Regions from separate parts of the Homo sapiens genome. Here region 1 is linked to region 2. Evidence: chromatin contacts called from ENCODE Hi-C or POLR2A ChIA-PET data. All regions are on one chromosome and are shown on one strand. The core of a region is the stretch at or near the end of the contact, and the rest is flanking DNA. Distances in the headings are between cores, read along the strand shown. Region 1 holds the start of TMED10 (transmembrane p24 trafficking protein 10). Region 2 holds the start of LTBP2 (latent transforming growth factor beta binding protein 2).

Region 1 (3,860 bases), core at 1,051-3,550, 560 kb after region 2:
CACGTATAGCTCAGAAACAGATCATGAAGAGCACAACAAAGCATGTTGAGAAATTTAAACTATCAATAAGCAATAGTGAGCCACTGAAGGGCTTTAAAATATAAGAACAAATCAGACAGCAACACGAGATGAGAGCAAGGTCTCTTTCATTGCTGAAATTCCCTGAGTCCATGAACATCCTCTGAAGAGTTGGAAGCATGATCTCCCACCCCGGAAACACTATATCTAAGCTTCTAAAATCATGCCATCACTATTTTCCTGGGTAGAGAGTTTGATACCCAAACAGAATAATAAAATGATGGGTCACAGATTAATTGCCCTGAAAATAGTTTGTCTCTCCCAAATAAAGTAGAAATAAATTACATGTATTACCACACTACTGGGTTCCACTACTTTAACATAAGTTATGGTCTTATTATATCTGAAACCCTTTTAAAAAGTAAAAACGAGGCCAGGCGCGGTGGCTTACGGCTGTAATCCCAGCACTTTGGGAGGCCGAGGCGGGCAGATCACGAGGTCAAGAGATCAAGACCATCCTGGCCAACATGGTGAACCGTCATCTCTACTAAAATACAAAAATTAGCTGGGTGTGGTGGCTGGCGCCTGTAGTCCTAGCTACTCGGAAGGCTGAGGCAGGAGAATTGCTTGAAACCGGGAGGCAGAGGCTGCAGTGAGCCGAGATCGCGCCACAGCACTCCAGCCTGGACGACAGAGCAAGACTCCGTCTCAAAAAAAAAAAAAAAAAAAAAAAAAGTAAAAATGTTTCTATTTAGTATAACAAAAGCCCCATTGTGTTACAAAGAAAAAAAAAGACACTTTGCTTATTGTGAATGAATAAAATTACCTAAAATGCAACCAAATACTGACAGATATCAAATTATATTAATGTCTCAAAGACCAGGCCAGGCTACTCTTAGCTACAAAACAGAATCAAACTGGTATTATGGCAGTAGTTGTCACCATCCAAGAGCATAGTTGGTATTTACATAAAAGAGCCAAGTCCAGATTCTGGCATACCAAAGAAAAAGGACTAGAGACTGAGACCATTTTGTAACCAATAATCGACTTTAATCAACTACAGAAATTACAAATTTAAAACAAGGAAGGAATAAGGTTGCAGCGCTTTTCCCTCAACATACTTAACTACCAAACTAAGTAAGAATCTATTCCATCGCAAGGACAGAAAACCAAACACCGCATGTTCTCACTCATAGGTGGGAATTGAACAATGAGAACACTTGGACACAGGGTGGGGAACATCACACACCGGGGCCTGTCGTGGGGTGGGGGGAGGTGGGAGGGATAGCATTAGGAGACATACCTAATGTAAATGACGAGTTAATGGGTGCAGCACACCAACACGGCACATGTATACATATGTAACAAACCTGAAAGTTGTGCGCATGTACCCTAGAACTTAAAGTATAATAATAATTTTGAAAAAAAAAAAAGAATCTATTCCATCTGTGACACTTACTAGTTTATCCTACCTCTGAGTCTCAGTTTCCTCATTTGTAAAATGGGGCTAACAGTACCTACCTACTTCATAGGGTAGTGCATGAACCAAATGGTAATATATGCAAAGTAGCACAGTAACTGACACAGCAGATGCTCAATAAATAACATTTTATTAATCACGGTTAGCTCTGTCTCCTTTACTTTCCTGCAGGTATCGCGGTATCTTATGATGCCAATCCGTATAAATATTCAACACCCCAACATTTATTTGGAGAACCAAATTACGGTTCAATGTATCTGAGACCAAAACTGGTATAGGACGTTGACAACCGCCCCAGCTCAGGTGTCACCACATCCGCCAAAGCCTCGCAGCCCTTCTTGGGGTTCCCAGGCGTTGGTGACCCGCCCCGCCCCGCGACAGGCAACCAGCGGGGTGAGGGGGCGGGCTCCACCGCACGTCCTTTGCGCTCCCGGGAGGCCAGAACAACTCCCAGGCCTCCGCCGGCCCGACTCCCCCGAACCCGAGCCTCCCCTCGCCTAAGCCTGCCGTCTTCCCTCCCGGCCCCACGTCGCCCAATGCCGCACCTTGAGGTGGCTGCGCAGGCCGCCAGCGCCCCCAGACTGGTCGGAGATCTCGTACGCGCCAGTCACTAGCAGGTCCTTGTGAATCTCCTCACGGAGGCACTTGCGAGAGTTAATGGGCAGATGGAAGGAGATGGCAAGGACCAATCTGGGGCCGAGCAGGAACAAAAGCAGCAACGCTAACGGAAAAGGGCCGCGCCGGGCTGGTGGGCCAGACAAACCAGACATGGTGCTGGAGACTCGTTCACCACCGAAGGCCTCAACCGCGCCGGAACCGGGGGGACCCACGTGACTCACCTCTGACCTTCTGATGCCGTCCGCGCCATTTTGGAGACTGGCATGTAGAGAAAGACTCTATAGCGAATCTTTTGAAAAGGGAAGAAAGGATAGGTACCATGTCAAAACCGCAAGTTTAAGCAGTTAAAGAAGCTTTAATAGAATACTATTGCAACAGTTTTATTTTTGTTGAAGTTAGTGACTACTGAGTCGGCCATGGCAAGTATGGGCAGCCCTGGAAGTAATTCTCCTTTAATTTCCGAAAGATGTACCCACGAGTTTAAAGGCGAGTGACACCATAGCAACCAAGCCCCAATAGGAAACAGCCACAAGGCCCTTCGCTGGGCCCGCCCACCGGCCGCCTAGGCGCGAGGGCGGGGAATGAGGCTGTGTCTCCGGGGATGGGGCGGTTTGCAGGCACTCCCAAGCGCCTTTGACACCTTGATGACACCTGGGGCACTGAGACACTAGAGAGGAAAATTTCGAGGAAAGATTTCAACTTGGCTATTAGACAGTGTGGACCTTAGAGAAGAAGTTTTAGGGGTCACCTGATGAATGTGTGCCGGGCAGACATCCGGTTCATGTCCCATAGCAGGGTATTTGGGCTGGAGTAATTGTCTGGCTAACTGAATGTACATGGTATTATTATTATTATTATTATTATTATTATTATTATTATTTTAGCAAACATTGAATGTGTTCTAAGCTATATTCAAAATAAATTTGAATTTGGTATTTAAATTGAATAAAACAACATGTTTTGGTCCAGTCTCAGATGAACATAATTAAGGGGTTAGCAGATAAGCGTTGTCAGGGAAAGTGCGTATGTGTGTGTTTTAAGTTCACAAACACTTTAGGGATCAAATTAACTATTAACATTTGCAAATAGACAAGCAAATTGACACGGTAATAATTCATGCATTCATTCAATGGAGTACCTACTGTGTGCCAGACATTATGCTATGCATGTATGTCAACACGTTTATTGATTTAACAAACTATTACTGGGATACTAGCAAATATTCAGAGCTGAAGAATATATTAAAATAAACGGCCAGGCGCGGTGGCTCACACCTGTAATCCCAGCACTTTGGGAGGCTGAGGCGGGTGGATCACGAGGTCAGGAGTTCAAGACCAGCCTGGCCAAGATGGTGAAACCCCGTCTCTACTAAAAATACAAAAAAATTAGCTGGGCTTGGTGGCGGGCGCCTGTAATCCCAGCCACTCAGGAGGCTGAGGCAGAGAATTGCTTGAACCCGGGAGATGGAGGTTGCAGTGAGCTGAGATGGCGCCACTGCACTCCAGCCTGGGCGACGGAGTGAGACTTGTCTCAGAAAAGAAAGAAGGAAAGAAAGAAAATGGAATTGCTCCTTGGCCTTTTGGCTAACATCAAGTGTAGAAAATAAACGTGGAAGACACAATAGCCCATGTTGGGAATCATTACCTACTTTGATTAACGTTTATTGAGCATCTTCAGAAATATCCAGAAGATGGACTGTCTGCCCTTAGTAATGTACATGATTGGTGTTTTTTTTTTTTAAACT
Region 2 (3,598 bases), core at 80-2,579:
TCAGCGTGCGCAGGCCGACCCACGCCCCACGACACTTGTCCCGACGCACCAGCTTCGCTGCCGGCTCCCCTCCTGGAGACGCATCTACCTTCTCTCCATGGGGCCCCCGACACCTCCGCCAACCCGCGCTCTGAGCCAGCTCAACCTCCCCTGGGCGTCAAGAGCCTGGAGCGCCCACCCTCCTGCCCTCTCCCCGCTGCCTCTCAGATCCCGGCAGCGCTGCAAGAGTCTACAAGAGCTCGTTAGTTGCAGGCAGGAGGAACGCGGGCGAGTGGAGAGGCGCCTTGCGAAAGGATTTAACGTCGGGGCTCCGGGAGAGTTGGTAAGAAAGGATGAGGATGATGATCTATCTGCCTTCAACTCTTCGAAAGCGGATCAAATCTTCCAATCCCGATTTTGGAACCTCGGGGCTGTTTCCCGAAGTACTAAAGACAGAGGGACGAGGGTATGAGAGCGGCGCCCTCTCCTCTCGCCTGCACGCCCCTCCACAAATGAGCCCTGGCTCCCCTCTGTACCCTCCAAACTTCCCTCTCCCATGCTCACCCCGTGAGCCGCCCTCGCGGCGGGGTTGGGGGCGCAGCCCCAGACCGCTGTGGGGTCCCCAGGCGTGGGAGAGCCGGCGCGGCCCGGGTCCGGGGTGCTGGTTGCTGCTGGCCCAGGGGAGTGCTTCTCCGGGTCTGCGCAGGTGGCTGGACACGCCGCGACTGCTGCGCGCGGGACGGCCTCCTGGCCTCCGCCTCGGTGGGCCTCCTGGGGCTCCCCCAGCCCGGCTGGGCCCGCTCCACGGGCTGCAAGCCCGCGACAGGCGCGTCCTGCTCCCGGAACAGACTGTACACCTTGGCTGCAGCCGCTGCCGGGTAGCTGCCCCCAGGGCGCCGCAGTCGATTCGCGTCTCCACCAGCCGGCTCGTATCTCCCTACGGGGTCCCTTTGGGCATGACCCGCGCCCACGAAGAGAGCCAGGGTGAGCGGCAGGAAGCCTCTCCAGGGGTTCCGCAGGGCGCGCCCCGGGCTGCGGGCTTTGGTCCGCGGCCTCATGGCGCGGGGCGGCTGGAGAGTGGTGCGCGCGGGCACCGCGAAGAGCTTTGTGGTCGGCACGCTGGACGCCCGCGGGCTGTTCTCCCGGCCCCGCCCGGCGGCCAGCTTCTCTGAGTCTAGGGGGCCCTGAAGCGGCCGACTGGGGGCCCGGCTCTCGGCGGAACGAGGGCTGCGCGCCCCGAGCCTCGAGTCCGCGCTCCTACTCCAGCTGGGCTCGCACGGCTGCTGCACCTTCGCGCCTCCTCCCTGTGCCTGCAGCCGTCTGAAGGGGACCCGGACGGTTTTATTTTTGGAAACCTCCCCCGGCTTTTTCGTCTCTTTTATCCACACCAGGCCCCCTCCTCGGAGGGACAGCTCAGCCCCCTCATTACCGGAGAGGGAGCGAGGAATTCCAGCAACACCCACTTTGGCACCGGGAAGCCAGCGGGCGGCGAGCGGGCGGCGAGGGGGATTAACCCGTGCGGAGCAGGGGGCGGCGCGGGGCTGACCCAGGCGCTGGTCGGGCAGATGGCGCCTGCCACGACCGGGACACTGGGCCGCCTTTCTCCTGCTCTGGGCAAGTTCGAACTGCAGACCTGCCCCGAATCGTTCTCCCGCCCCTCGCCTCAGGGACCGTCTTTGGATCGGGGGACCCAGGCTGCAGCCTTGCAGGTCTGAAGGAAGCCGGGAGGGGCGCCGAGGCCCGCGTAGGGGAACAGGGCCGCCGCCCCCTCCGCTTGCGCCCTGGCCGCTGGGGGCGCCCTCCGCAGGGCCGGCCGGAGCGGGGGTGGCGCGGGGCGGGGCGCGGCGCGCGGAGCGCAGGGAGGTCCCGGGCGCGCCCCCTGGCGGAGCTGGCGGCCCTGGCGCTCCGTGGCTGCAATGCCCTGGCGCCGCCGCCTTCGCTCTGGATCTCAATCCCCTTCCACTGGCGTGAGGGTCACGCCTGAGCCTGGCGCGGTGATGGCTGCCGGTAGAAGAGGGGTCCTCTTTTTCTTTTTCTTTTTCTTTTCTTTCTTTCTTTCTTTCTTTTTTTTGAGACGGAGTTTCGCTCTTGTTGCCCAGGCTGGAGTGCAATGGTGCGATCTCAGCTCCCCGCAACCTCCGCCTCCCGGGTTCAAGCGATTCCCCTGCCTCAGCCTCCCTAGTAGCTGGGATTACAGGCATGCGCCACCAAGTCTGACTAATTTTGTATATTATTTTATTTTTTAGTACAGACGGGGTTTCTCCATGTTGGTCAGGCTGGTCTCGAACTCCCAACCTCAGGTGATCCGCCCGCCTCGGCCTCCCAAAGTGCTGGGATTAAAGGCGTGAGCCACCACGCCCGGCCAAGGGGTCCTCTTTTTCACCGAGGCAAAGACACGGAGCCTCTTGAGTAAGTCACTCAAGGAGATAGCGCATGTGAAAGAGGGGAGTGGAATCTAGGCCTCCCGCCTCTGGCTGAATCCATTCCCGGGATCCCACCCAGCCCTTCACTCTCTCGGGAATTTCCCAGAGGGGGATTCGGTGACCCCGATTGACCCAGTGTGTGCATTCACATCTTGTGTTAGCAGGGAGGCGGGCAGGGGTGTGGGAATGCTGACTGCCGCTGTCTGCGTGTCCCCAGTAATCAGCACACCATTCTCACCCATGCTCCCTCCCTACAGCCTAAAGGCTTGGATCAACAGGGCTGCCCCTGGCACATTTGTACAGCCTATTTCCCAGAGAGGCAGAGTGAAGGAGCTGGCATGTGGGCACCAGTTCACAACCTCCCACACCACACAAAAGACAAGCCCAGGTAATATCTACTGTTGAAATAAAGCCTCGACCCCTGGCCTTGGCCTACAAACCCTAGCTGGCTGCCCCCGCTCTGATTTCATCTGGCCTCTTGCTCTCCCTTACCCACCACACTGTGCTGCCTTGGCCCTCTCTCTGCTCCTTGAACAAGCCAAGTGAATGCCCCCTTCCCTCTACTGGAAGGTTCCTCTCCAGGATGTTAGAGGGTAGTTCCTCATCACTGCTCCTCTCAGATTAAATATCAGCTCCTGGAGTAGCCATCCCTGACCTCCAATCTAGAGCAGCCCTCCCTCACCCCAGTCATGACTCTAACACACCACCCTGTTTCATCTTCATAAAACAGTTGACATCATCTTGTTATTGATTTGTTTGCTCGTGTAACTGAATTTTTTAATGGGCTGAACCTAAAGAGGGACTATCCAGAAACTGCTCCACTACTACCTTCAACCATATTATGGTAAATTTCCCTTTCCCACCCTTAATGACATCTCAGGCAGAGTCCTTGGCTTGAGAGGTCATCCCTACCAGACACGAGAACTATTCTATTAATATAATTAAGACCCATTTTCAGACACAAAAAGTCTGCTCCTGTCCAGATCAAAATCTCATCCAAGTTAATCAATATCACATCCCATTTAATAGTCCTCCTCTCCCCTGTCCCTTTGCTAGAGATCCTGCAGTGGTGAGAGTGGGGTGTGGTCTGTTTTCCTGACCTCCCTTTTCTGCTGTGGCTCCTCTTTGTCAAGGCTGGGAGAGAGGTGTTAGAGGAAAAGTAGCAAAGTCTTATGTGACAGGTACCCTTGGTTGGC

The links. A loop is a pair of places that touch in the nucleus more often than their neighbours do. ChIA-PET counts read pairs that join two places held with the same protein, here RNA polymerase II (POLR2A). Pooled maps may share reads with other maps.
Region 1: a pooled map shows a loop between it and region 2 (6-fold over the local background). The contact joins the promoter of TMED10 here to the promoter of LTBP2 in region 2. A Hi-C loop is called at or near these places in 5 of 50 pooled maps. POLR2A ChIA-PET finds 5 or more read pairs at or near these places in 2 of 52 experiments (A549 and T-cell).

The regions. Positions count from the first base shown.
Region 1 is chr14:75,174,312-75,178,171 of GRCh38, forward strand. It overlaps TMED10 (transmembrane p24 trafficking protein 10), which reads right to left and starts at 2,301. Exons shown (of 5, transcript NM_006827.6): 1 at 2,044-2,301. The coding sequence starts at 2,268. RefSeq lists enhancers at 2,125-2,697, 2,212-2,451.
Region 2 is chr14:74,610,908-74,614,505 of GRCh38, forward strand. LTBP2 (latent transforming growth factor beta binding protein 2) reads right to left here and starts at 1,330. Exons shown (of 36, transcript NM_000428.3): 1 at 544-1,330. The coding sequence starts at 1,037. It overlaps LOC101928352 (a long non-coding RNA gene), which reads left to right and starts at 2,278. Exons shown (of 2, transcript XR_944029.4): 1 at 2,278-2,388; 2 at 2,660-3,141. RefSeq lists an enhancer at 1,386-2,013 and a silencer at 1,641-1,960.